4 separate regions of the Homo sapiens genome follow, and all the other regions are linked to region 1. Evidence: chromatin contacts called from ENCODE Hi-C or POLR2A ChIA-PET data. All regions are on one chromosome and are shown on one strand. The core of a region is the stretch at or near the end of the contact, and the rest is flanking DNA. Distances in the headings are between cores, read along the strand shown.

What was found. A loop is a pair of places that touch in the nucleus more often than their neighbours do. ChIA-PET counts read pairs that join two places held with the same protein, here RNA polymerase II (POLR2A). Pooled maps may share reads with other maps.
Region 2: a loop to region 1 is called in a pooled map, with 6 times the contacts of the local background. The contact joins the enhancer-like site here to the promoter of OSBPL8 in region 1. A Hi-C loop is called at or near these places in 2 of 37 single-sample maps with no recorded cell type and 7 of 50 pooled maps. POLR2A ChIA-PET finds 5 or more read pairs at or near these places in 1 of 52 experiments (PC-9).
Region 3: a pooled map shows a loop between it and region 1 (6-fold over the local background). The contact joins the enhancer-like site here to the promoter of OSBPL8 in region 1. A Hi-C loop is called at or near these places in 5 of 50 pooled maps.
Region 4: a map of naive thymus-derived CD4-positive, alpha-beta T cell shows a loop between it and region 1 (5-fold over the local background). The contact joins the enhancer-like site here to the promoter of OSBPL8 in region 1. A Hi-C loop is called at or near these places in 1 of 168 maps with a recorded cell type or tissue (naive thymus-derived CD4-positive, alpha-beta T cell), 2 of 37 single-sample maps with no recorded cell type and 11 of 50 pooled maps. POLR2A ChIA-PET finds 5 or more read pairs at or near these places in 1 of 52 experiments (GM12878).

Annotation. Positions count from the first base shown.
Region 1 is chr12:76,556,790-76,564,158 of GRCh38, forward strand. OSBPL8 (oxysterol binding protein like 8) reads right to left here and starts at 2,982. Exons shown (of 24, transcript NM_020841.5): 1 at 2,608-2,982. LOC105369850 (a long non-coding RNA gene) reads left to right here and starts at 3,113. Exons shown (of 4, transcript NR_188081.1): 1 at 3,113-3,444; 2 at 5,506-5,569. RefSeq lists an enhancer at 1,903-2,212 and a silencer at 2,623-2,812.
Region 2 is chr12:75,636,577-75,643,945 of GRCh38, forward strand. The region is part of intron 8 of LOC105369844 (a long non-coding RNA gene); the gene reads right to left. Among named protein-coding and RNA genes, the nearest start is that of KRR1, 130 kb to the left of the region's middle. RefSeq lists a silencer at 5,679-5,879. Within about 2 kb of position 4,620, at least 5 of the 41 ENCODE cell types and tissues checked have a DNase peak (open chromatin) inside an H3K27ac peak, as active enhancers do.
Region 3 is chr12:75,718,143-75,725,511 of GRCh38, forward strand. All of the region lies in intron 1 of LOC105369844 (a long non-coding RNA gene), which reads right to left. Among named protein-coding and RNA genes, the nearest start is that of KRR1, 210 kb to the left of the region's middle. Within about 2 kb of position 4,694, at least 14 of the 41 ENCODE cell types and tissues checked have a DNase peak (open chromatin) inside an H3K27ac peak, as active enhancers do.
Region 4 is chr12:75,929,526-75,936,894 of GRCh38, forward strand. No RefSeq gene overlaps it. Among named protein-coding and RNA genes, the nearest start is that of PHLDA1-AS1, 97 kb to the right of the region's middle. Within about 2 kb of position 4,371, at least 5 of the 41 ENCODE cell types and tissues checked have a DNase peak (open chromatin) inside an H3K27ac peak, as active enhancers do.

The DNA.
Region 1 (7,369 bases), core at 1,732-4,231:
AGTAGCTGGGATTACAGGCACACACTGCCACGCCCAGCTAATTTTTTTGTATTTTTAGTAGAGACGGGGTTTCACCATGTTGGCCAGGCGGGTCTTGAACTTCTGACCTCATGATCTGCCCACCTCAGCCTCCCAAAGTGCTAGCATTACAGGCGTGAGCCACCGGGCCTGGCCTCTCAAAGGCTTTTTTATTCAAGTTGTGTTTCTGTCTTATTTGCAGGTCATTATTTGTAAGATTAAGGCAGGACCTATGTCCTCTTTGAATTGCCTGATGCTCCAAGAACATTGCTATAAATGTTTTTAACTTTCAATATAATACAAACATTACAACATGACATTTCAGGCATTGTTATTAGGATAATATTAGGATAAAAGTTTTCCAAATTAATATTAGAAAACTAGATCTATGTACTGTATCAATTCTTTGTCTTTAATGCCTTAATTCAAGTAATCTACTTTTGAAGGATTATTTACAAACCAAAGCCAAGTTGAAATGTACTAACACTGGTTAAAATTCTGCAATTCATACTTTTAAACAAAAGATCCGCCAGACACAGTGGCTCATGACTGTAATCCCAGCACTTTGGGAGGCTGAGGCGGGCGGATCTTGAGGCCAGGAGTTGGAGACCAGCCTGGCCAACATGGTGAAACCCCATCTCTAATAAAAATACAAAAATTAGCCTGGCATGGTGGCACGCACCTGTAATCCCAGCTACTCAGGAGGCTGAAGCATAAGAATCTCTTGAACCCAGGTGGCAGAAGCTGCAGTGAGCCAAGTTGCACCACTGCACTCCAGCCTGGGATACAGAGTGAGACAGTCTTAAAAAAAAAAAAAAAAAAAATCCTTTTGTAATGCATATTTTACAAATTCATAATTTCATCATTTTTCTTAAAGCAAACTAAAACATAAATTCATTATACACAATTGTAAATTTATCCCCAAAGTGTTTTCTAAGGCTTCCAATTTTTAAATGAACCAAGGAACTGAATATTGACAAATGTATAAGTACCCTGAATGTGTTATAAAAAACATATTTGACTGTCTTTAAAATGCAGTAACATTCTAAGGAAAATACAGTAGCATCTTTCCACAGATCAGAGATTCAATAACTATTATGATTCAATCAAAGAGAAATAAACCATGGCCATTTTTAATTAAACAGGCATTTCTAAGCACCTGTGTACACGGTATTGCTGTTCAAACGGTTGACATGGAATGTGACCGCAATAACTTGATGTCCATAATTAAAGACCCAAAAGGTAGCTTAAGTTTCATCTATTTCCTTTCTCAGCCCTTTGAGCAGGTATATTATAGTCACTCCATACACGGTTAATATTAAAAAAAAATAAAAGTAACAAACATTTGAAATTAGTTGTACTTTTATAGAGAACAGTTTTAAATTGCATGGCCTTACTTTTCCTATTCCAACCTATTTTATAAAACTAGCATGATCTTAATAATTTCACTGCAAAACAGGTTCTAGCAAGCATAGAAACTGATCATAGCCTCTCAGCAAAATCAAGTTTAGATGAAACTCTAGGAAATTAGCAAAATTTAACAATCAATTCACCCACGATTCTCCACAATTCTTGCTCTCTCTAGATACGAAGGGAGGCAAAAACTGTTTTAAAGGATTATTTCAAAAGCAGCACTAATTTTGGGAAAAACTTAACTGCCATGCAGGAGACACTGTATTACTACTCAGACGTCATTTAAGTCTTCTAGCAGCAGAAAGGCAAAAACATCATTAAATTTTTTATTTAATGCATATATACTTACATTATCAGTTAAAGTTTACCCATCTGTTTACGTTGTCCAAGTTACCTATTATTTCAGAAAGCATTTAAATAAAATGAAATTAGGTTACGTTCTGCAACGCAGATGTGTCTCATAAAGAAGAGTGTTAAATGACTTTTGTGAATGGAAAATCTGCATATACTGTTGCTTCGCCTCAGCCAGTCTTGAGTGGGTGGTTCAATGAACCTAAAGCATGCTGCCTGTGAAGCTCCTTGGAACCTGATTCCACTCTTGAGAGAGGGCTTAGAAACAAACATTAAATTTAAAAGCACAGCAAAGGCTTGGCTTTCCTCCTACGTTACAAGAAGGCCGGGAGAACTGAGGCTTAGAGGAACAACACCGTGTCGCTTGGCTCTGCAAAGGCGGGTGCGGTCTGCGGTGCGCGGCACAGCCTTCTCTGGGGCTGTCACAGGAAAGAAGGAGCCTCGCCTTAACCGCACCGAGCGACAAAGCGCCAGCTCTCCTGGGCGCGGGGGCTCCCAACGAGGCCCATGCCATCAACCTATCAAACTTCAGGAGGGACAGACACCCGGGGCGGTCGAAATGCTCCAACAGCCTCCCACCCCCGTTCCCCTGCCGCGGCTTTTGTAAGGCTGCAGATGCACCTACTGTGGGCCCCTAAACACTCCACCCTGCCAGCCTTTCCAATCCCCCTACTCCAAAAGGGAACAAAGGAGCCAAAGAACTCCTCGGCGGGGGTGGCCAGGAGTCCCCGACAGCCCGAGCTCAGAACGTGGCAATAAGGGTGCGCAGTCGCCCTGAGGGGTGCGAACCCAGCACCCCAACCTCAGGAATGGAGCAACACTCACCCGTGCGGAGCTCCCAGGGAGGCGGGACGCAAGGAGCCGGTTCCTCCGAGGTCGCCGCGGCGCCGGGGTCCGAGGCCCCGTAAGCGTCTAGTCAGACCCCAACTTCTCTCGGCCGCTGTCGTCGGCGGCAGCTGGGGCGCGAGCCTGGACGAAGGGCGCTGCCCAGCGGCCGCGGAGGCACTGCCGGCTCAGCCCCCGAGCGGGGCGGGAACTTTCGGCCCCGAGGTCCACCAGCCCGGGCGGACCCCCACCTTCCCTCAGTCGGCTTGCTACCGGCAGCGGCTACTGCGGCGTCCAAAGCTAACACTACAGCCGCCGCCTGGCCAGGAGCGCGTCGCGGCCTAATGTTGTCATCCGCCGCGTCGCCGCCTTTCTGGGCACCCAGAACCGCGAAGATCCTTCACATTCTAGTGCCCTCCCCCTGCCCCGCCCGCCCCCCGGATCACGGGCTTCGGCCACGCCCTCTTCCCGTCACGTGACGGTGCGCGGAGGCGGTGGTGGAGTTGCTTCCCCTGCTAGGCGGGCTCGAACCGGGCGGGAGTCACTGTCCACCTTGCTTCGCCAGGGTGTTATCGCCAGCCAGTCCCCTTCCGCATGCCCAAGGGCAGCCTCAGGAAGCGAGCCCACCACCGTCGGCCCAGCGCCTGTTGATCGGCCAGGCCTTCTGGGCCGGTCATACTGGGCCCTTCCTAACCTGAGGAGATTGCACAGTAGGGCTCCCTGGTCTGGTCAGGGCTCAGTTAGGACCCCTCTCCAGCCTTAGGCTTGGTGAAAGCTTTAGCGAAACAGAAAAAAGAACGCATCGTGGTGTAGAGTGTATGGCCTAAGAAGCATTCGGTAACTAAACTACTTGTTCCTATTTCTAGTGGCACATTAACCGTGGCATTTAATTTACTGCTTTCCTCATTAGAGGTTTTTTTTTTTTTGAGGAAACGGTGTATTTCAATCATGCTGGGATGAAAACAGCCTAGCAAACTTATTTTTGTTCCTTGTTATGTTCAGGATCCTGCTGCCAGTTTTACAGTCATTAAGTTTTACAGTGTGTTAGGTTGGTGACAGTTTAAACGGGTACGCAGGAATTTGACAGTTTGTTCCATTTTTTAAAATAAAGCCTAATTCTTGATTTTTTTTCTAATGCCTTAATTTTTTTTTCCTAATTCCTTAACTCTAGGACTTAACCTTTTGCTTTCTTTTTTAGCCATGATCCGAAGAACCCTCTAGCCGCCTAATGAAATCCTAACTATACAGAAGTAAGGGAGGTAGAATAAAGATCATACTCAAACCCTGATCACAATGAAGGCAAATGAGAAAGCTTTCTGTAATAATTAAATTGGGGTCATAACTCATTTTCCCTTGTAGCCCAGAACTAAGGATTTTTTTCTTAAGCTATTCTCATCTCATTACATTTTCTTAACAAGAAATCAGAAGGCATTCTGATAAGCTGGATACATTGAAATGAATAAGCAATAGAGTTTGGCCTATATAATTATTATTAATATATTTCATAGCAGCTCTAAAAAAATCATAGACTTACATTGTTTTATGTTACCCAAGAAAGAAAACAAAGGCTGCCAATGAAACTATGCCATACCGCTGATATGTAAGGCACCTTTAAGCCACATCTTTTTCCTTTTTTTTTTGAGACAGGGTCTCACTCTGTCTCCCAGACTGGAGTGCAGAGGCGCAATCTCGGCCCACTGCAATTTCCGCCTCCCGGTTCAAGCGATTCTCCTCCCTTAGCCTCCCAAGGAGCTGAGATTACAGGCATGCGCCACCATGCCCAGCTAATTTTTGTATTTTTAGTAGAGAGGAGGTTTCACCATTTTGGCAAGGCTGGTGTTGAACTCGTGACCTCAAATGATTCACCCGCCTCGACCTCCCAAAATGCTGGGATTACAGGCATGAGCCACCGCGCCCGGCCTGAGACACATCTTGAATTCAGAGATGTAAACATGTCAGAAACAACGAGTCTTAGAATCTCTGAGATATTGTCATGAACTGGGAAACAACGAGTCTTAGAATCTCTGAGATATTGTCATGAACTGGGAAACAACGAGTCTTAGAATCTCTGAGATATTGTCATGAACTGGTGTTCCAAAGAGGAAAAGATTCTACCAGGTTCTGTTCTGAAGCCTGAGAGACTGTAGTACAAATAAATGTGAAGGAAGTTTATTATTCTGTGACATTATTTCAGCAAAGCTAGTAACTTTGGAGTTTGTTAACAGATTAACTTGTCTCCTGTTTTCTAGAGGCATGTTTTTCAACCTGCAACTCAAAAATCAATTTCATTTTTATATGAAATAGGCTAGGATGTAATACAATATAAAATACCAGAGTGCATAATGTCTAGTAAGGGCAAAAATTGCTTCCTGAAACTTTTTGTTTCAAATATGGTGGAAGGTGAGAGTATGTCCTATGTTGTGATTTAAACAATTTCTTACTGTGAGTTGCAATCAAATAGATTTGGAAAAGAATGTTCCTAGAGCATAGATAATATGCAAAATACACCATCTGGACCCCGTTTTTCTGGTACTTTTATTTTACTTTGGAAACTGAGACTAAAGATTAGAAAAAGGTGGCAAATTGCCTTGCCTAATTCTCTTCTGCCTCAGCCCCAATTTCATACATTGGCTTTTGAAAATTTGATCATTTGTTGGAAAAAGCAATGTACTGGAAGCAAGGAAGCCTAGGTTACAGACTTAGCTAATGAGATGTATGACTAGATAAATTACTCCCTGCATTTCAAGTTCCAATCAAGTAGGACCACATGCTGTTTGAGAAATGATACTAAACCACCTTTTTTTTTTCCCGGTGGATGGCAATCACATTGGAAACAAACAGACACGGTATACTCAGGATTATGCAAATTACTGACAGCCTACGTTTAACTTCTTTCAGCTCCACTCAAAAAAAAGAAAGTCCTAATGCAAGTAATTGAAAGTGAAGATATTGCAAAACAAATGTAAGTATATCTTTCACAATCTTCTCTACTTTGATTATCACTAGTATAATAGTTACTTGTCATGAATAACTAATGATTTTGACATACTTAACAACTGATTGCAACACAAAAATATATTAATCCACTACAGTTGAAAAATCATTTTTTCAGATCCTTTCAAATCTGATATTGTGATTCCAGGAATGATAATTCAATCTAGCATTTTCAATGTAATGACAACATAAACAGAAACTAATATGTGATCCTGCACTGTAACTGAAAAATATTCAGTAACTCCCAGAGATGCCCTGCAAGTTTGCTACTCTTACAATGATTTTAAGAATGACATTTTGAAATAAAGCTTTTTTATTATAACGATCCGATTTTAACTCCAATGAGAATTCATCTCTTTTGCCTACTGCTTTATTAATTATACATTTCTAAGAATGGGAAGTTCTTTCCAAATTAGTTTAAGCACTGACAGGCTTGACAGCCTTTCCCACAGTATATTTCAACCCTGACCTAGAATGACAGAGATGTTGCTTGAGGTTGTTTGCTTTTTTCCATTTGGCTTATCCCATTAGACAATTATGTTGCTGACAATTACTAATCAGGATTCTAGACTAAAATCCTCATTTTCTGGAAGAGAATTTAGATTAAGAGCAACCTCAGCCATAAATAAGGTATTCAACACAGCTTTGAAGACTTGTATTCTTGTTGGTCATGTGATTTGCTTTAGCCAGTGCTTTGTGAGCAGATGTTAAATGCTAAATCAAAGCAGAGGCTTTAAATTTGATTGCAAAATTCAGGTCAATCTCTTACTCTTGTGCCACCTGCCATGAGAAAGGTATGTTCCAGATAAGATCTCAGAATAAGAAAATAGATGGAGCAGACCTGAAACTCTCACCCTGTACAGAACTGAAGCAACTGACTTGCAGCTCCTGACATACGGCTACTGATGTGAAACAAGAGTAAAACAAAAATATTTGTTGTTGTGAATCACAAATATTTTTGAGATTGTTTGTTGCGTAGCATAATCTTGCAAATCATCTAAAGTGAATTTGAGCCAACAAACTCATGAGTCAAAGGCTAAATGTACTGTGGAACAATAATATTTGTCTATTTAATAAAATAAATAACAGACATCTACAAACTAGTCAACCAGCTATTTGGTAAATATCCACCTAAAATTTATGTTAAGAAGCAGTCTTTATAAAATCTGTAAATTTGCATGCAAAATGTTTGCATGTAAGATATTTACATACTGATTTTAAATATTTCTGTTTAGTATTATTTGTCTTAAATATCCCTTGAGGAAAATTTGGATAGTAAAGTATAAAGAGAATATAGGATTCTGTTTCTAGAAATATCAAGGACTAGTTCACACTTGTCACACTGAAAACAAAATCCCTGGAAAAAACATTTTTTAAATCTTATTAAATATATTGATTAACTGACAATAGGGTAAGAAATTATTAAGTTAAAAAACTAAATGAAGGCAGGAACCTAGAGTTTAGCAGAGTCAGCCAACTTTTATCTCAAGGGCATGTGCTAAACCCAGTTACTAGGAGCATTGGTTTTCGTGACCTTGTAAGAAAGACACAAAACCCATTACCTGCATTATACACACACACACACACACACACACACACACACACACACAAACAACTGCAATTCCAAGGATTATTAATTTGATGTAAGGATATACTAGAAATAAACTTGCTGCTTACTAGCATAGGCACCCATCCCCCAGAATCTACAAAGAAAATTAGCCGTCTTAAACCTTGGCACCTGGTGGACAGGGGAAAAGCAAAATCGTAT
Region 2 (7,369 bases), core at 3,370-5,869, 920 kb before region 1:
TGATCTTAGCCTTGTTCAACTCTCAAGCATCATCGTTCTCAAATTCTGTCTTCTTGTTAATTAGAATGACTTACATAAATTTTTAAAGTTCTCTTTTACTTCCAGGCTTTTATCTAGACTACTCTTCCTCCTGGAAATCTTTTTGCTCTCCCTGCTTTTCTTACTTCCAACATTCCCTGCACCCCCCGCCACACCCACACACTTCCACCCTTCAATTAAGTGCACTTTGAAATTGTTTGTTTTCTTGACTCTCTCCTCTTAAGGGGAGATGTCTTTATTGGCGTATTCCAATTAACTAAAGTAAAATGCCTACGTCCCTGTATTTGTTTCCTATTACTGCTGTAACAAATTGTCACAAACATAATGGCTTAGAACAATATAAATTTATCATCTAATGTTCTGCAAACCAGAAGTCTGGCAGGTCTCATCAGGTTAAAATCAAGATATTGGCTAAAATCAAGGCATCAGCTAAAATCAAGGCACCAGCAGGACTGCATTGTTGTATTCCTTTCTGTAGGGTCTAGGTAGGATCTATTTCCTTGCCTTTTCCAACTTCTAGAGATCATGCATATTCCTTGGCTTGAAGCTGCCTTCTTTCTATTTTCAAAACTAGAATAGGCGAGGGAAGTCCTTCCCACTTGGAATCACTCTGATCTCCTCATTTGCCTCTCTCTTCCATTTTTAAGGTCCCTTATAATTACATATCACCTGGATAGTCCAGAACAATCTCCTTAATTTAAGATCATCTGATTAGCAACCTTAATTCTATTTGCTGCCTTAATTCCCCTTTGTCATATAAGGTAATATATTTATAGGCTTCTGGGATTAGGACATGGATGTCTTTGGGAGGCCATTACTCAGACTACCAGGGCCCCCATTAATGGCTCATAAATTGATATGCAAATAAGGTGTCCAGTGGATCATTACAGGGGCTGCTGTGGTGAATGGCTGTTATTCTTGCCTGCCTATCACTTATTTTCTTTCTTATGGCAATGACATCTTCATATTCCCAGAGGAGCTCCTTCTCCCCCAACTTCACACAATCTTAGTGGGTGTATTAGTTAAGGTAAGGCTTAATATCTAGTGCCAAAATTTCAGTTGCCTCAAAAAAAATTTTTTTAATGATTTCTTGCTCACATAAAGGTCCAATGAGTATTTCTAGTATGGCTATCCTCCTTTGAGTAGTTCAGAGGACTCAAAGACCCTGGTTCCTTCCATCTTGAAACTTCTCCATCGCAAAACACAATTGCCAATGTCATCTGGGAATCGTCTTCGATTTATTCATCTGGAGACAGAAAGGAGCTTGAACATGTAGGGAAGATTTCTATAGGGCACATCAGGAACTGGCATATATCATTTCTGCTCATATTCTAATGACTGGATGTCAGTCCCATGACTATACCTAATGAGAAAAGAGATTAGAAATGTGTTCTGACCATGCTCAGAAAGACAGGAAATGGATAAGAAGACCATCTAGCTGTTTCTGCCACAGTGAGACTGTTAAACAATAGCATCCAGGACTCCCTTGGCCAAGGGTTGCAGTTATAACCTAAATTCATTCAATCAGAAAATAAACCTTGAAAGACTGTCAGTTAAAATTGTGTTTAATTACAGAAACAAAAAACCACCACAACTTGGCAGCTTAATTGAGTAAGGCATTTTAGGTCCAAAATAATAATTTTGGGGATAGTAGGCCAGGACAGGTATACCAGCTCACTGATGTTATCAGACAGGAAAGCCCCTTCTATTTTCCTGCACCACTATCTTTACAATGTGGTTGCAGTTCTCATGGTCATAGGTTGGCCATTGCAGCTCCAGGCATCACTTTTACCTTCCAGATAAAAAGAAGTTAGAAAGCATAGGGTCGGGAAATTCTGCTGAAGGCTATAACTGTGTCCCATAGACAACCCTAACTGGGAGACTAGGAAATTAAGTATTTTCATTTCCTGACTTCCAATAGTGAAAGAAGAAAGAAGGAATTGGAATGGGTGCCGATTGAACACCTGTTTGCACAACTGGAATGTCTGAAGCCAATTCATCCCCAGTGCATCTTTAACATTTAAGATAATTGGTATCCCTGCATCTAGATGCCCCGAGCTGTTTGGCTGTTCGGGTTCCTGCTGTTTCTTCAGTCTGGCTCTGTTTATTTATTTATTTTTTTCCTGACATGGAGTCTCACTCTGCCACCCAGGCTAGAGTGAAGTGGTGCGATCTTGACACATGGCAACCTCTGCCCCCCTGGTTCAGGCGATTCTCCTGCCTCAGCCTCTAGAGTAGCTGGGATTACAGGCACACACCATCACACTCGGTTAACTTTTGTATTTTTATTAGAGATAGGGTTTCGCTATGCTGGCCAGACTGGTCTCAAACTCCTGACCTCAAGCAATCGGCCCGCCTTGACCTCACAAAGTGCTGGGATTACAGGCGTGAGCCACCACACCCAGCCCAGGCTGGCTCGTAAAGCTTTTCTTTTACTTCTCTGAGCTATTTGATCTTTCTAATAAGTTCAATTTATTTAGTAAAAAGTTAATTTCTGCTTCTTACAACCAACAAATCCTAATTGATACTACCTTATACCTGGATTTTTAAAGGTCCAGGAAATACCAAGCTTATGAATACTTCTTTGTTCTAGTTCAGGACCCACTGACACTGAGCCCTGTCAATGGAATGTCCCACTAACAATTTGGAATTGAAAATTTAAAAGAATATTTGGCAATCGTTAAAGTATCCAAAAAAATGTTTTTTGGGAACAGGAAATTTTCATCCGATTGAACATTTAGGTAAAATAAATTTCTCTCTCCATTCCAGAGGTACATTCTTATTTTTATGAATTGGCTAGTGACTGGAGCTGGTTAAAAAATGGTGCAAACTCTGTGAGTTCACTAGCACTTTGTTAAATGAAATTGATCACTTGTAAAATACAGTAATTGCATTAAACAACTGTCATTAACCATAAGATCCCCTTGATGATGTCTCTTACACAGCTCCACAGGGAAAGCACTAAAAGTACACACATGCACACACATGCGCACATATACACTAGCCAAAATGTTTCCTGAGTATAAAATAAGACAGGAGAAAACACAGTAGAGTAGTAGAGACTCTCAGCAGGAACTACATTTGAAAAAATAATGATAAATGATATCATGATAAAAATGATGTCCTTAATAAAGCTACTAACACTACTTTACATAAATAATGGCCACTTGTAGATAAATTTTAGAATCATAGAATCTGCTTCCTAATTTTAGAGATGAGAAAACAAAAAGCCAAAAGAGTATCCACTAGGCCACACTGCCACTCAGCGAGTTAGCAGGAGCAGCAGGATGCAAATCTAGGTATAAGCAGAGTGTGAGTTTGGTGGTATGAAGGAAACACTGGAGCTGAACAAAAGATCATTGAAAAATCACTATTCACCTTACACTGAGGCCAATCTGCAAAATATTTTATCATTTATTAAACAATTTAAGCACTGAATCACAGACTATTTCCGGTACAAAATATTTAATAATGAGTGTATCGTGTGTGTGTGTGTGTGTGTGTGTGTACGTGTGTGTTTAAAGACAGGATTACTTATCGTTAGGAATAGGTTATTTTCCATAAAAAGGAAGTTTGGGCATATGGTACTGATTAAAAATGTTACTATGGTATATATAAAATAAAAACAGAAAAATACCATCAGTTTGAAATCATATGAAAGAAAACATGGCATTTTTTGCCTAATCAATGTTTATTTACAAAATACTCTGCAGGTATTCACACCTTTTCTCCTGGAATTTAGAATGCAATTAGTCATACAACATAAACCTAAAGAAAAAAATTACAAGCGTAGTAAAAATGCAACTTGTTTAGAATTTTGAAAATTGTGTAGAAAAGAGTTTCACACAATTATTCAGCATGAACTAGCTTGTTGTTATCAGTCAACAATAACCAAAAAAGTCAAATGCCTTCATGGGAGGAACATTTCAAGGTAAACTATAGTCAACTGAGATTTTTTAATATCTCAAGCTCAAAAGCAAGAGCATATATCCGAAAATCAAGTATTAATGATTTATTTATATCTCTTAACAGTGTTGTGGCAATTGAGGGAAAGGAAGGAGGTAATATGAAATGAGGAGATAGCTAGATGATATTTATGGAATGCATATAATTCAGGCATAATTATTTTCATGTTGGTTTTATGAAAACTTATAGTACATTATAACTAATCATGTTCCAGAAAATGCAAATAAGATAATAGTTGAGAAGGAATAGACATCAAATGCTTCTTTAATAAACCACAGCCATTTTCTCTAAGCAGGGAAAATGCTTTAATTGAATTTCATCTTATTAGAAAGACATTATTTCCTCCAGAGTCATAAAGTATATACAAGGAAGATTAGGAATTGTGCCTGTTGGGGCTATTTTGTAAGCACCACAATCTACTGTGGTGCTACTGTGGCTAGCGTAGGTAGAAAAATGAATTTATTGAAAGATATTAGACAGCTCAGAGAACTGTTGGGTGGGCTGAGGAATAGTCTCAAGATTAGCCCCTCCGGAACCATTCCTCAGAACCACACCAAAGAACTGGCCTGAGCAGGAAGTTACCATGGCCACCACCACCCCCACATTAGCAAAAGGAATGAATCATCCCCAGTTTGTTTCTTGCTACAGTTCACCTCCACGGTTAAGTCTCACTTCCGCCTCTAACTTACAAAACCATAGTTACACATCTGCAGCTTAGCCACAAGGGAGTCTGAGAATGCAGATTTTTTTTTTTTCTTTTCAAATTACCCTTGGAAAATGGAGCTCACAATGTGGAGAAGTATCAAATGAATAGAGGGTGTTGAAGGCATGTGGAAAATTTGGTAGGCAAAATTCTAAGATCTTCCACTATCTCCACTCCCTGATGTTATACCCAAGATTAGTTATATGGCAACAGGGATTTTGTAGATGTAATTAAGGGCCCTAAATAGTTTACTTTGAGTTCATCAAAAGGGTGATTATCCTTGGTGGGCTTGACCTAACCAGGTGAACCCTTAGAAGAGAATGTGCCCTTTCTGAGAGGAGATTTGAAGCATAAGAGAATTTTCCTGCTGGTCTTAAAGACACAAAGTCCACAAGATCGACAGCTGCAGGGAAACAAATTCTGCCAATGACCCCATGAGCTTGGAAGAGGGTCCTAAGCCTCAGATAAGACCCCAGCCCCAGCTGACACCTTAATTTTAGCCTTACAGGACCCTGAACAGAGAACCTAGTTATATTCTACCCAGAATTCCAACCAACAAAGCTATGAGATAATAAGCTAAGTTTTAAGCCACTAAGCTTGTGGTAATGTGTTATGCAGCAATATAAAATTAATCCAGGCAGCTACCAATGACAGGCATCTCTGAGAGTTGTCATGTATCAATGTTGGATAATAAATTATCCATAATCTTGTTAAGCATTTCCAAAAGGCAAAATAATTATAGTAAAGGTAATTTATATTTTCATAACCATTGTTAACTTCTCTTTAGGTACTATTCAGTGGTTACTCTCTGGTATAAACTGAGATTTAGAAATAAAAAAAGAAAACAGTTATTTAACAAATTTTTTGTACTACAATGTATTATCTAAATATGTGTGTGTGTGTGTGTGTGTGTGTGTGTGTGTGTGTGTGTCCAAGAGCTTATTACTATGGTAAAAATTAAAATATAAGTTTGATTTTATAACACCCATAATAAAAATATCTATCAGGAAGGACAGCTATAAGAAAAAGAAGGAAAATAAGCAAGTTAATAAGGAGGCAAACCAACTTTCTAATTGAGGAACAATTTATCACATGGTTTCATGCAGCTTACATTCTGACTAATTGATCATAATTTTATCAACCACGAGGTTAACAAGTAAAATATTCCTGGAATAGAAATAGACATGCTCTTACTCATCTCCCACAGCAGTTTCTTTAATGACATCTAAGAAAACAGCACAGTTCTAAAAACAATAATTACAGTCCATTTTAAAAAATTAGTTGAAATTACTTAGGTAAGGCTGTCTCATTTTAGAACAAAAACTAACTATGTAGTTTTTATATCAAGTTGGTTTAAAGCCCAAGACAAAACAAAGCAAAAATAATATGAACAAAGCCTCAAAAGAAGTTATAGGAGATCTATGGGAAAATCTATACTTCCCCGCTCAACTTTGAAGCTTGAATGTCCTATCAACCTGACATTTAATGACTTGTTTTGAGAACAGAATAATAATTTGTGACCCTTATTCCTAAGCAAGACATGCTAAAGATTACTGCATCTTGAGATGTACGAATTTCTGTATATTCAATCTCAGGAGACTCTATAACTCCACCATCCAAGATTAGCAACTAATTGCCACTAGTGACATGTGGCTATTTAGCCCTTGAAGATTGGCTAGTCCAAATTGAGACTGGCTGTAAGAATAAAATACACACAGATTTTGAATATTTAGTTTGGAGGGGAAAAACTCATTAATAAGTTTTATATTGATTATATGCTGAAATAATATAAATTATATTATTTTCACATGATAGTTAAAATACATTAACAACATAATTCATCTGTTTTCTAACTTTTTAAAAAATACGGCACCATGAAAATTTAAAACTTTACACATTACATGTCTATTGGATAACACTGTTCTGTAACATATGAAAATTCCACAGTTTTGTTTCAGAGATTCCATCATCACTTATGGAATCATGTCTTACTAAGCTATTTAAAGAATATCCCTTTGGCCAGGCGCAGTGCCTCATGACTGTAATCCCAACACTTTGGGAGGTCGAGGTGGGCGGATCATTTGAGATAAGGAGTTTGAGAACAGCCTGGCCAACATGGGGAAACCCCATCTCTACTGAAAATACAAAAATTAGCCTGGCATGGTGGTGGGTACCTGTAATCCCAGCTACTCAGGAGACTGAGGCAGGAGAATCGCTTGAACCCAGGAGGCAGAGGTTGCAGTGAGCTGAGACTGCACCACTGCACTCCAGCCTGGGCAACAGAGCAAGACTCTGTCTCGAAAAAGTAAAAATAAATAATAAAGTATATTCCTTTGTTGAAGGGTCTAAGACTGTGCCCTTGTCTACACATGGGCTAATACAATTATTCCTGCAGAGGATCTGGTGGTTTTTACTATCAGCCACAACATTGTTCTCAGAGCTCTGGAATGGAGTAGAAATGGCAAAGACCCTCCCTCCAGGGGCTATAGTAGATGCCCCAGATATTCTTGCAGAGGCTAAACTGAAAGCTATGGTAGTCCTTTTAGTTTATGTGCCCTAACATGAATCAAAATACCATCTCAGGGCCCAGTATGGTTTCAACACATAGTTTCCCATCTTCAGATACAAAACTGATAACAATGATATAAGAATTATTTTTAA
Region 3 (7,369 bases), core at 3,444-5,943, 840 kb before region 1:
GCATGCTGTGGGATTATTGCTGCCATTGAGATCAAACTGCCTTCTATACTGATGAATGACATATCCATGGATGGAGCCAAAAATTAAAACTAAGGGAAAGTATTAAAATGAAAAGTACATTTTGTTCCTTCTCTGTGAGGGATAATACACATATCTAAAAAGTACCAGGTGTGCTCTGTGCACAATTGTGTCTGCAAAGCTAAGGAAGACTGGTATTGGTCAGGCCATTCATGAGAATATACTTGGATTTTGCTTACTGTAAATAAGCAAAAGGAAATGAAATTTTTCATGAATGTAGACTATGGCACCTATCACTCTCATTTCTGAAAGAAATTAGGCCTGCCTAGGAAAACAACCTTGAGGCAATTTTTTTTCCACTAATTTTTTTTTTTTTTTTTTTTTTTTTTTTTTAGATGGAGTCTTACTCTGTCGCCCAGGCTGGAGTGCAGTGGTATCATCTCAGCTCACTACAACCTCTGCCTCCCAGGTTCAAGCTATTCTCCTGCCTCAGCTTCCCGAGTAGCTGGGACTACAGGCACACACCACCACACCCAGCTAATTTTTGTATTTGTAGTAGAGACGGAGTTTCACCATATTGGCCAGGGTGGTCTCAATCTCCTGACCTCATGATTCGCCCACCTTGGCCTCCCAAAGTGCTGGGATTACAGGCATGAGCCACCGCACCCTGCCTTTTCCACTAAAATTTATGGTACAACCAATAAAACACTGGGACCAGAACTTCAAACACTAATATTCACATCATTGTATGTACATCTTCAATGGCAAAGGTAAAGAAATAGTAAATGTTTCTCTTGAACCTACATTCCTTCTTTGGGATTTTTAGGTAAAGTAAGGAAAATGGAGGGTGTAGCTCCTTTAGGACAGGAACTCTTGTGGGGCTGGAGGGCATGAAGCATGGGGGAGCTGCTTAGGAGATGGAGCTGGGTTTGTTGCTAATACCATGGTGAGATTATCTTGAGCCAGTTATTGTCCTCAGGTTTTCAAGTTCTGAAAGTAATTTTTGTCATGGCACATAGAGCTATTCAGGCCTTTCAGGACCCAGTTAGAGACTGACCAAACTCACAACATTTGATATATAAACCAGAATGCTATTTTATGAACCTATGTTAGAAGTTATCTCCCAGTAGGAGTTTATGTCTTCTGATGGGCATGAATATTCAGACCTCCAAATTACACATTAAAAAGCTTAAATGAAAGCCAAGGAAGTTGCATGATCTCAAGACAAGAGGATTCCACCAAGCCAAGAAATAAATGAATTGTATTTATCTAGGGAAATATTCCAGCACAGAGCTAAGAGATTAGGATCTAAGTGAGACTAGGGTTGACTTCAAATCTCATTTACTACCTCTGGTGACCTTGGGAAAGCTCACTCGTGTAAGGATGAAGGAAAAGAAAGAATTCTTTCAAAGCATTTAGTACAGTGGCGATAGGAAGCATTCAATAAATGTTCAGTATTATTATACTCCTATCCAAAGAATTGACACTGGTTTTCTGGAATAAAAATCTACCTTAATAGGGTTGTTATGAGAATTAATTAGGATACTCAAAGAATATTAACTATGTTTCTAGATTAAAAACTAGGATAGCTTTTATGAAGTCAAAACAACCATGCCTGGGTAGTAGTGCTTTACAGACACTAAAACTTCCTACTCTCAAGATTGTTTCCATAAGGAAGTACTGAACACCCTGGCATTACCTGAGAAAGATGCAATCCAACTGAATGGGATTGCTGTTTTCATCAGACACATTCCAGGCATATTGTTCTGTAGCTGGCAGCCCCTGTAGGTTTGGGAGTTTCCCAAATCTCTCAAGCAGGTTACTTTGACAAGGGTAAGAATATCTATTGGAGGCTACTAGTTGCAGCCTCAAAACATGCAGGTGGGTTTTCTCCTGGCCATTGTATTACATCCATTGATTTTCAAAAGATGAAGAACAACATCTACATGTGGATCACTTGAGCAGCTGGTTAAAAATGCAGACATCTGGCCGGGAGCAGTGGCTCACACTCTGTAATCCCAGCACTTTGGGAGGCCGAGGCGGGCAGATCACAAGGTCAGGAGTTCGAGACCAGCCTGGTCAACATGGCGAAACCCCGTCTCTACTAAAGATACAAAAAATTAGCTGGGCGTGGTGGCGCGCCTGTAATCCCAGCTGCTTGGGAGGGTGACATAGGAGAATCGTTTGAACCCAGGAGGCAGAGATTGCAGTGAGCCAAGATCGTGCCATTGCACTCCAGCCTGGGCGACACGGTGAGACTCTGTCTCCAAAAAAAAAAAAAAAAAAAAAGCAGACATCTTGAAATGGCAGGAATGGTGGTGATCTTGGGGCAGGGTGGGGGAATGGGTGGCCTGGGAAGGTGCCAGGGAAATATTCTGGGCTGGGCTGTTGGAAATGCTCCCCAGCTTCATCTGGGTGGTGGTTACACAGTTGTATACATACATAAAAATTGACTGAGCTGTGCACTTCAGGTGGGAGCACTTTACTGTGAGTGTGTGGCAACTCAATTAAAAGGTTTGCCCTTACCTCAGGCCTTTTGAATCAGAATCTCTGAGAGAAGAGCATGTGAATCTTTATTGTTTAGTAAGCACCCTCATATGATTCTAATGTGCCCTGAAGCTTGAGAACCACTGATCTATAAAAGGACATTTTCAATATCAAAGACTCAGAAAAATAATTTGGAATCAAGACCATCCCAGGAAATGTGAGATGAATGCCACAAATACCAGTATTCATAAATTCTGAAGCCTCGGAGATGTGAGGCAACATCTGTTTCTTGTGCTAACAGGTAGGTCTCTGCATGCAGCTCTAACACGAAAATTGGAAATGAGCCACTGGGAGGTGAGAACCCGCAGAGAGGAGTGCAGCAGGCACTGCTCTCAACATTCACCTTTGCAGCCAAGAGCCTCAGGCAGCAGGACTCCTCTATCCGATCTGATAAAGTCAGAGAACTGGTCAAGTTACTGGGGGTTGAATTACAATGCAGCACATTTGGGAAGAGCACTTGTCAAGAACATACCTCCTCTAAAATAAGCAGGGGTCTGTTCTGAAAAGAAGAAAAAGAATCTGCCTAATGGAGCTTTTTGAAAGCTGAGATAAAAGATTTTCTTCTCTGTAACTGCCTGCAGAGTGTCATGATTCTGAATGAAAAGCTCTGCTGGCTCACAAACAGATGCTCTAATGTTTGGGAGAATGAATTGAGAGAATATTCAGGGACGGTCCAAGATTGCTGCAAGGATCTGTGTGCTAAAATCTCCTTCTGCGTTGGTGTTATATTATGCTGCCTCCTTTTCTTGGCATTATTCACTGTTGTGTCCATAGGGCTGTATGCAGGAAAAGGCAAGTACACTTTACTTAGAGGGCATCTTCTGCCTGCATTTTTGCAGACTTGGGGAGGCTATGCCAAGTCCACATGCTGTAGAACAAACCACAGGACTCTGTTAACCACCTCTGTAGTTTTCCTTTTACAATTCTGAATTCTGGACTTAGGAAGTAGTCTTTGATAAAGGAGGGCTCTAACTGAGCAAATAGAATGAGAAAATGCAAATCTAGGATCTCCCCATGGACAGAATGGCTAAGGTTACAAGGAACAGGAATCCCCAGCACAACCTTCATTATTAATCTGCCCCAGCTTATAAAATGCCCTTTTCCCCACTCACAATAATCATTTCCTTCAGCTCATGCTCCACTACCGACAACACACCTGTGATTGCAAATCTATAATAACAGAGTGTAAATTTCCCTGGGGTATCTCAAGGTATTCATCTGTTGGCAAAACTGTGCTCTCCTCTGAGACTGTTGTATGTACACAGATATTTCTGCTCACATGAATTACAGCATTTTCCATCTGGAAAAGGCCTTGAAGATAAGCTAGGGAAGCTTCTTGTTAATAGATATAGAAACAGGCTCGGAAAGGCAAACTAACCCCAGGTTACAGAGCCAGTTAGGGATAAAACCTGAACTTCAGTTCACATCCTTTAGCCAAACTAGGATTGCCTTGATCACTGATACTTTGTCAACAAAGCATTTTTTTAAATAGATTTAATGTTTTAAAGGCAGTTTTAGGTCCACAGCAATATCGAGGAGAAGGTACGGAAATTTCCCATATACTCCGGCCCCTACACAGCCCCTCAGTCCTTTTAAGTGCTTAGTAACTCTGGGCCAGTTCATGAAGGTTAAACCAAGTTAATACCCCTTCCCTGTCTACCTGTCAGATATTTTTACAGGATTAGATACCAGACAGGAGATGATATCCTATCAGGGTCACATTAGGAAGGACTTCAGAAATGGCCCATTCTCCTGCAACCAAAACTTACTTGTTTACTTCTCCCTCAGCTACTAATCCTATTTTCTCCTTCTTGGGAATAAATCATGTCTCCCATTGGCAATATTAAGTTTCCTTCCTAAATTCTGGAATTTCTCCACCTCTACTTTCCTGGGATCTGCCGTACACAGTCTCTTTTAGTGCATAGAAAACCTACTGATTATTTTGAAACAGTCCATGTCTTTTTCTTAATATTTATCATTAGTTTTCTCACACAAAAGCATAGGTTACTTCGGGGTTCTTATTAATCTGTAGTTGTATTTCATCAGTCTCCTACAAACAGATGACAAAAATGTCCACACTATTCAGTAAGTTGAACATTTTCATTGCGCCCCATTGTCCCAGCAACGAAAGCACATGTTCAGGATGAGTCATCCATTTCCTGCCAAGAACAATTGGCAAGCATACTGTGGCTTCCTTTAGTTTGTCACTTCTTTGTCTCAGCCATTTAATTTTTAAATCTTGAATCACGGTGTATGATTTTAATCAAATCTGTAATTATTATAAGCAAATAACTTCTTTAGTTTAAAGACAGAGGTTACATGTGAAACGTATATATAAGCAATTCAGGAATTTAGCATTGCCAAGTAATGATATGTGGCTTAGCCCTGCTTGTTTTTCAAGAAGCATCAGCATGGTTTGTGGTATTTCCTCACTGCCTAACTTAAGATGGGGCATCTTAAACATTATTTTGATGTTATATCCCTCCAAAACTTTGCAATGTTAGCTAGTTTAGTTTTGATGGATGGAAAAGTCAAAACAGCAAGTCTAAGGTCATGAGGCGTCAATGAGAGAACAAAGAGTATAATCTATGTGAAGGGCAACTAGCAAGAGACCCAAAATCTAACAACAAGCAGATCTTGACACCTCTCATGATAGATCCTTAAATTGTCACCACAGTGTTCCCTACTTAACCCAGTTTCACCTTCATTAATTCCCATGCCCCTTTCCCTAAGTTTTCTCAGACATCAAGCAGAGCCTTCCATCTCACCCGGCCTCTCAAGAACTTCACTCTCAGCATCTGCCAGAGTCTACCTTCCTCACTTCTACCCTCCATTCCCAAAGAGCAAGAAGGTGGATATGTGCCAGAAAAAGGCTAGAGATCCTTTACCTCAGTCTTTTAATTTTTAATCATTGGAAAGAGAAGGAATGAGTTACAGGAGAAAGAATAATGGATTTGGTGTCAGAAACCAAGATGAAGTCTGATTCTGCCACTAATCACTCTGTGACTTTGAACCACTCACCAAAATGGATTAATCTCATAAAACTTCGATATCCTCATCAGTAAAGCAAAATAGCACACTTGTTTACTGTGAGGTGCAAAATTCGTCAAATGCCTTTATAAACCACATGGTGCCCTGTGAATGTAAATAGTATGATGTGGATTCCTCTAGCACTGATGGCGAAGTGGCACTGAAAGGGCTTCTTAGGCTTCATAAACGCCTACACAAAAACCGGTCTTTATGCCCTCACTTTTCCCTAGAAGTCTTCATTAAGAGAAAGGTGAAAGAACCCGGTATACGTGGGCTAAATAAAAGAAATTTATTGGAAAATTTCTTTCTACTCTGTAATATATATATTTTATTTTAAGATAAATAGTTTAAATGTCCTGTTAAATAAAACTGATGCTTTGGGAAGCTGTGATATGTTTACCGCATGGCTTTTTGTGCCCCTGGAACTGCGCCCCATGGTATCCTGGGTTGTAGACCTCTCCTTTCCCCATATGTGTTTCCATAGGAAGCTCTCAAAAGCTGTATTATAATCATCTGATTACTGGTCAGCCTCTTCCTGACAGGCACTTTGCTTTACATCTTGTTTCTTCCTAGAGCCTAGCATAGTGCATGGTATATTTTAAGCATCCTATAAATATTTGCTAAAAATAATAAATGAATTAACTTTCTCTTTTCTTTTTTTTTGAGATGGAGTCTCGCTCTGTCCCCCAGGCTGGAGGGCCGTGACATAATCTAGGCTCACTGTAACCTTCACGTCCTGGGTTCAAGCAATTCTCTGCCTCAGCCTCCTGAGTAGCTGGGATCACAGGCGCCCGCCACCACGCCCGGTTAATTTTTTTGTATTTTTAGTAGAAATGCGGTTTCACTATCTTGGCTAGGCTGGTCTTGAACTCCTGACCTCGTGATCCGCCTCGGCCTCCCAAAGTGCTGGGATTACATTTTTTGGGAGTAACTGATAAATAATGCCCTAATTACTATTGACTTCCACTGATAAAAACTGAAAAGGCAAAGTGAGAGACTGAAGAGTTAAATGGCTGGGCCAAAATTCTAAGTCCAATGCTGGCTTTGAGCTCTTCCATCCAGTGCCCAGACACCTTTCCCTGATCCTAAAGAGCCTGCCTCTCAGCATAAATATTCACTTTATCACTGGTATGCCTGTCTTAATGTATAAACACTATTGATGGTTTACTCTGTGCATTTAATTCCTATAGTCCGCAATTATAAATATAAGAGACTTTGTTCCAGTTTTTGTTCTACATTCCACAGTGTCTGTGTCACACACGAATTTCCCTTTGAAACCAATGAGCATTCTATGCCAGAAGATATCCTGGGGATGGAGGAGGAAGGGAGGGAGGGGAGAGAGAGAGAGAATCAGAGTCACCATCTGTTGACAATACTCTTGTGCAGAGCCAGTTTTGAAGGTTAATGACATGTCACGCATCCTCCAGCGTCTGGTAACAAAAATAGGCTGCTCTCCCAGAATTCGTTAGGGAGTTGTGGCCCCATGGAAGATGTAACTTGTCAGCCAGCACTCCAGTAGGGTCCAGGAAGACAATTTCTGCCAAAAGCTGGATGAAATTTAATGGAGATCCAGGAAAAACAACTTTTACTAAAATTCAAATGTGGAAGTGATCATTTTTCCCTGAGGCCAGTAAAAAGGCTATAAATTATTGACTTTCCAAAATGACCCTGCGTAATGTTTATAAGGAACTCTTGCATTTCATCGCAATTCTTCAATATACATCTACTCCTTTCTCTATTTCTTTTCAGAAAAATTAAGATTGTAAGCTTGTAA
Region 4 (7,369 bases), core at 3,121-5,620, 630 kb before region 1:
TATATTTTAACATCCACAAAAAGATCTAAGTGTCTGCTTTTGCAGCCCTGGACCCAGGTTTACTGCAGCAATCAGCTGGAGATGAGCATACCCTTCAGCTCACCACAATGCCCAGCCGAGGGCCAGGTGCCATTTATTCTCCCACTGGGCTACTGCCTTCCCATAACTACCCCCCGCACTTTACACTCCACCTGGTCCCTGGGGGCATTTCAAGTCACCACCTGAGGTCTCCATGATGAGAGAACTTCATATTTAACTAGGAAAACTATATGTGGTCTAGGCAGAGCAAGACTGGCTTTCTGGGCAAGTGTTACCAGAAAGACCATGAGAAAATTGGAGCTCAAAATTTCCAGATCTTTTACTATTTGAATCATCTTCAGACACAGAACCTACTCTTTATCTAGAATGTGGCTTATTGAGCTAGAAGTGACATCTCTTAAATACACAGACATTAGGGAAGGATAATGACAGGAAAGGAAGGAAAAGGTGAAGGGAGGAAGAAACAATATCTATAGAGGACAAGGAGTAATCTCCATATTAGTGATTTCAAAAATAAAGATTCCTTATACTTGCCAAAATGACATGCAAATATATAATAAAGCCCACTAAAAATATAGGCTCCGTCCTTTAGGTGTTTTTTTGTTTGTTTGTTTGTTTTGTTTTGTTTTTGAGATGGAATCTCACTCTGTTGCCCAGGCTGGAGTGCAGTGGTGCGATCTTGGCTCACTACAACCTCTGCCTCCTGGATTGGAGCATTCTCCTGCCTCGGCCTCTCGAGTAGTTGGTACAGGTGTGTGTCACCATACCAGCTAATTTTTGTATTTTTAGTAGAGATAGGGTTTTGCCATGTTGGCCAGGCTGGTCTTGAACTCCTGACCTCAGGTGATCCACCCACCTCAGCCTCCCAGAGTGCTGGGATTACAGGCGCTCATGAGCCACCGCACCCGGCCTGTCCTTTAGTTTCAACACATCAAAACAAACCCAGGGATAGATATGGGCAAACTTACTTTTCTTTCCTTGTTTTTAAATCAAATTTAAGTGAATATTTATATTTACTAGGCACAGAATTAGCATGTCTTTCTACTTTCCACTCATGGGCCTATGGAAGACATCACTAATAGTTTGGGACATCATTCCAAACTGAATCTCATAAGCCTTTATGTATGACACTGGACAGCCTAACACCCGGAGCTGCCTAGCGAGATGAAGCTGCTTCTCCCCCTGGCCCTAAGAGCCTTGTGACACCTTCTGAACACTAAGGAACAGCTCCCTAATATGTGTCATAGTGGGGATACAGTGGAAGGGAACACTGGGTGAAAACTAGCAAGAAATGTAAATTGAGGAAGACAGACAGGTTTTTCCCTGTACCTTTCTGTAAAGGAAAGTTAGATGCTTCCCAAAGACAGACAGTCAAATCTTTTTTTCCCTTGACATCCCTGATTCATGGAGGTGGCTAGGTTTATGTCTAGTTATACTCAGATAACTAATTGTCTCAAGTGTCTTAAGTGTCTGGTTGATGGTTGAAAGTAAGCTCTAGGGATAAGCAGTCTCTCAAGGAGTAGATTGTGGGATGGGGAGGCAGAAGGCCACAAAGGTACTATAGCTACATCTATGCAATTCATATGATCTCTACCACCTTACACCTCCATGCCCACTCACCCATGAGGCAGGGGGCATTTATATTGAACAGAGACCTATCTATAGCTGCAAAGGTTTATCTCAAATATGTACCTTGGCAGACAAAGGCGAAGAGAGACTTCTGGAGGAAGCCATTGTAAAAACACATAACAGAACTCACCACTTATTCCTCCTAAGCTTGTCTTGAATGTAGACATGAAAAAGACCAACCCAGCCCTCAGTACTACGTGAGGTTGCTGATACAAATTCAGCTAACACTTATTATCTTATTATCTGCCTTGCATTGTGGCAGAGGCTTTTTTAATCAATCATCTTACTTAATTCTCAAAACAACCTTATGTGCTAAGTCTTCTTAGAGCACATTATTCAGATGGTGATTTTGAGGTTGCCCAGTTAATCAGTAGCACAATTCTCAGCATGTAGCATGTAATCCTGAAATCAGCTTTGAATAGAGGTGACCCACTGATGACCAAAGTGTCCCATCAGCTCATAGATAGTCATCTGGGCTCACACAGTTTTTTTAATGTAGTGCTACATTTTAAAATCTGACATATTGGCTGGGCGCAGTGGCTCATGTCTGTAACCCTAGCACTTTGGGAGGCCAAGGCAGGTGGATCACGAGGTCAGGAGTTTAAGACCAGCCTGGCCAAGATGCTGAAACCCCGTTTCTACTAAAAATACGAAAATTAGCCCGGTGTGGTGGCACTCGCCTGTAAGCCCAACTACTCGGGAGGCTGAGGCAGGAGAATCACTTGAATCCGGGAGGCAGGGGTTGCAGTGAGCCGAGATCAAGCCACGGCACTCCAGCCTGGGTGACATCGCAAGACTCCATCTCAAAAAAAAAAAAAAAAATTACATATTCCCTTTAAAATATCAGGTTTCCCATTTCTTCTGAAAAGTGGGATGACCCAGCAACATTAGGCCCACATGTTGACAACTAACTGGAGCTAAAGAGAAAACAGCTGACTTGATCACACACACACACACACACACACGCACCCCTACATTCTGTGAATGCACACTCAATACATAAAACTGCCTCACTCACTACACAACCAGCCTGGATCCTGGCCATAGAATATACCTTTGTTCTTTGCTTATCCCGAACTCTAATTTAGTTCATCCTCCACTAATTTCCTACTTGGAGTCAACTGTTCACACTTATTCTCACTTCTTTTCAAAGTCCTCTTCTCTTTAACTAGCACTGTGGGCTTCTAGTCAGCTTCTCACCATGGTCCTTTCTACATTGTTGACACACTAAGTGGATGCCTCACCCATCTTCCAGCCCTGGAGTCATTGTTCAAAAGAGAAGCAGGATTTTCTGAGAGGTGGCTAAAGTTCAGGAGGCTGTCAAATTCCTGTGACACTAAAACCAGGAATATAGACTGATGATGGGAGATTAACACTTTCATAGCACCATCAGTTCCTATTTTCCTACAACCACATTCATTGCTATTTACCTATTTTTATCAGCCATTTTTGACCCTTCAGACCCAGAAAAGATTGGCAACTAAAATAAGCTATGCAAAAGAAAAATCCAAAGAATACTTTTTCCTCCTAAATTAGCAGACCCAACATATCTAAATATTAAACACCACCTAAAAACAAGGCAGTATTCAATAAAAATCTCTGCATTTCTTCCCACACTATCTACCCAGCAGGATGATACAAAAAATTATAAAGAAATAGAGTCCAAAATACAACGCTTGCATAAGTTTTAAAAGCATTGCTTGATATGCAAAGATACTAAAAAACAAAAGAAAAAATGTGCTATATTAAATGACAAGCAAAAACTTGATCGCTGTATGTTAATTATGTGTTATTCCAAAGAAATACAGGAAGAAAGGCTATAGCTGAAAGATCAAGAGTTGGCAGAATTGTTTATTGCTAAATTCTCTGTGAAGCAGCCTTATAAATGAGCCTTTCAGTAAATTCATTAACTAGCTGGTCTCAGTCTTAAACTGTCTGGCAAGGAATTGTGCTTATTGGCTAATAAGGCTAGCAACACCCTAAATGTGTTTGCTCATATACATTAATTCACTCAAAAAGTAATTAACGGGTCTAAAAGACTCAGTTCTGGGAGTCCTACTGACGTATGTGGTATAGCCATCCCATATTTTCCATGTTAACAAACTCTTTTCCATTGCATCTGGCTGAAGGCATCGCCTATCCTGGTGTTTATGACTCATGTAGTAGGGCCAAGACTGTTGCTCAAACAAGTTCTGATGGTTGAAACATTAGCCAGCAAGCCCCTTGGCCTCCCAGAAGCTCTAAGATGTCTTACTGTACCTCTTTCTCTGAATATCCTAAAATGCTGCTAACACTCGTCCCCCTGAACTATTATTGCTTTAACTGTATTTAAGGATGTTGCCTACAATTAGCTTTGAATATAGCAGTTTAGAGAGCAATATAAAAATGGTGTAAATGGTCAGTGAATGCATGAATGATCAATACATCAGAAAAGTGAAAAAAAAAAAAACTGGAACTGGTTAAAAGTTTTCAAAATAATTATTTCATAGGAACATTAATGAATACTTCATCTGGTCTCATGAAAAAGGAGTCAAGATCAAACAAAAGGAGTGTCTAATTATTAAACAACTATTTTTCTATGTTAGTGGAAACAAATCAAACTCTCAAACAATATGAAAACTATTTGTATACCTTTGGGAATATATATAAAAAAAATATGTGATGGATTCAGCTATGAAACAATGCTTTGTCTAACTGCCTGGTTACATGGTGCCTGAATAGAGGGTGAGGATGAGGAAAGAGATGACAAATCCACAGGAAATGATGAAAGAAATTCAGCCCAGGATTTGAAAATTACAATAAGTAATCTGCAATGCAGATAATCTACATAAAGAGTAAAGACAAATCACTGAAAACAGGCTGCATGCGGTGGCTCAAGCCTGTAATCCCAGCATTTTGGGAGGCCGAGGGGGGCAGATCACCTGAGGTCAGGAGTGCAAGACCAGCTTGGCCAACATGGAGTAACCCCATCTCTATTAAAATACAAAAATTAGCCGAGCATGATGATGGGTGCCTGTAATCCCAGCTACTCAGGAGGCTGAGACAGGAGAATCACTTGAACCCAGGAGATGGTAGCTGCAGTGAGCCGAGATCACACCACTGCACTCCAGCCTGGGGGGCTGAGCAAGACTCCATCTCAAAAAAAAAAAAAAAAAAAAAAAAAAAGAAAAGAAATTACTGAAAACAGCTAACTTCAAATTCAGCAAACTAAGTCAGATTCCGCTATGGCAAAGAGTTTGCCAAAAGTTATACTTTTGACCACAGTATTAGAATAGGAAGGAAGTAATACTGAAGACAAAATTCACTAAAATATTTTGGTTTCAGTTGGAACAAAAACATTCTCCTTTAAGGAACTGGTATTGTGGAGACTTGATGATATTCTAGGAAATGAAATGAGATAATGTTTTCGAAATAGCCCCACGATAATGTCAATGAGTAATTTCAGTTCTTATCACCATATGATGTGGTTAGTGAGCAGTACTGATACGGAGGGGAAAAAAAAGGTGTCAGAATGTTAAAAAAAAAAAAAAAAAAAAAAAGCCTCCCTCTCTCAGGAAAACAGCAATCAACAGCTACTGCTGCTGGACAAAAACCTAACACTTCTCAGTCATGGGGGAAAAATGTCTGAAAATGAGTTTCACTGTTTCTCAGCAAATGTTGGCTTAAATATCTTGGCTGTGCCCATCAGAATACCTATGCCCAGCTTCATAATCATAAAGAAAACAGGATTCCAGGTCATTTGTGCTACAAGAGACTCAAAAGGTCATTTGGCCCATGTCCAAATTGACACTAACTTTTCTCTATTACACAGCACACAAACTGCAGAGTCAGATCTATGGAACCAGGTCTTTCTCCTCTTCCTTGATCTATTTCTCTTCTTCTTTTAAAAATAACATAGATTGGCCAGGCATGGTGGCTCATGCCTGTAATCCCAGCACTTTGGGAGGCCAAGGCAGGTGGATCGCCTGAGGTCAGAAGTTCGACCCCAGTCTGGCCAACATAGTGAAACCCCATCTCTACTAAAAATACAAAAATTAGCGAGGCATGGTGGTGCATGCCTGTAATCCCAGCTACCGGGGGGCTGAGGCAGGAGTATTGCTTGAACCTGGGAGGAGGAGGTTGCAGTGAGCCGAGATCGTGCCACTGCACTCCAGCCTGCGCAATAGAGTGAGACTCTGTCTCAAATAAAAAAAAAATTAAAATAAAATAAAAATAACATAGATCAGGGTAGAAATATTGCTGAAGCTCAGTTGCAAATCTACGAAAGTACAAAAAGCTACCCACCTTGGTTCCATTTTCTCACCTCCCATTTACTTCTCACATAGTGTAACTGTCTCTGGGACACTTTTTATCCCTGCCTATTTCAGAGGTTTCAAATTTTCTTCAATGGTTCCTCTTGCCCCCAGGCCAGAGGTAGGGGCTCCCTTGGCTCAGCTTCTATAGCAACCTCCTCATACCTGTGTCACAGACAGTATTTATTATCTTGTTATTGTTGTTGCTTTAGAGACAGTCTCCGTTGCCCAGGCTGGGGTGCAGTGGTGTGATCATAGCTCACTGCTGACTCTAACTTCTGAGCTCAATTGATGCTTCTGCCTCAGCCTTCCCAGTAGTTGGGACTACAGGCATGCACCACTGCACCCAGCTAATTCTTTTATTTTTTGTAGAGATGGGGTCTCACTATGTTGCCCAGGCTGGTCTCGATCTCCTGGCCTCAAGCAATCCACTCGCCTCTGCCCCCCAAAGCTCTGGGATTATAGACATGAGCCAACACACCTGGCCTACTTTGTTTTTTAACCATCCTGTAATCTTCCTATCTCTTACCACACTCACAACACTGTGACTTCTTGGAAACAGTGATTTTGTCTTATTTATCTTTGTGAATGCCATTACACCCAGCCCATAGTGAAGATCAATAACTGTTTACTGAATAAATAAATAAATGTTACAAACTTTTGATCCTCTGAATGCTGGGAAAAAGGAGACAGCCAAAGTAACATGATGACACAGGATAATATATCTAGGCTATCTAAATATTTTTCAAGCAACAAAAGATCCCAATTTGGTGCTACACAATTTTTGCAATTAAAAAAAATCATGAAAGAAACTGCTAACTCTCAGACAGCAAATTATGCCCATTGCTTAAAATTCAATTAGCCTCTGCCTTTCCTCTTACTAGCCTCTCTGCCCCAAATGCCCCCTCTACAATTTATTCCCTGCCACCCATGTTCAAGGCTCAGCTCCTACATCAGTCCTCCACAGGACTTTCCTTGACCCCTTTGCAGATCCCAGTGTCCTTTATCATACCCTCCTCTGAGGTCTCACAGCATTTTATCTCTACCTCTCTTATTTGCCTCTTTACTGCTTGCATTTTACTTATTAGATATTTTATCTCCCCTGCCTCACTGAGCAACTTAAGAGAAGGGTTTCTATATACTCTGAAGATGCCTAACATAGCACCTTGCCCAAGGCAGAGCCTTAGTAAACAGTTTTCCAATTGCTAAAACAGGAAGTTCAGATTCCTTTCTTAAAGGCAGTAAGACACAAACAAATCATCATCTGCAAAATGAAGAGGAAGTCCTTTCCAGCTGGGACATTCCATGACCTGGGGAGCCAGGTCTGAACACTGGCCAGGACCACAGATACATCAATAGGTAAAGGACAGAGTAAAGCAGTGAGCATGGCCTATCATGAGAGATGTTTC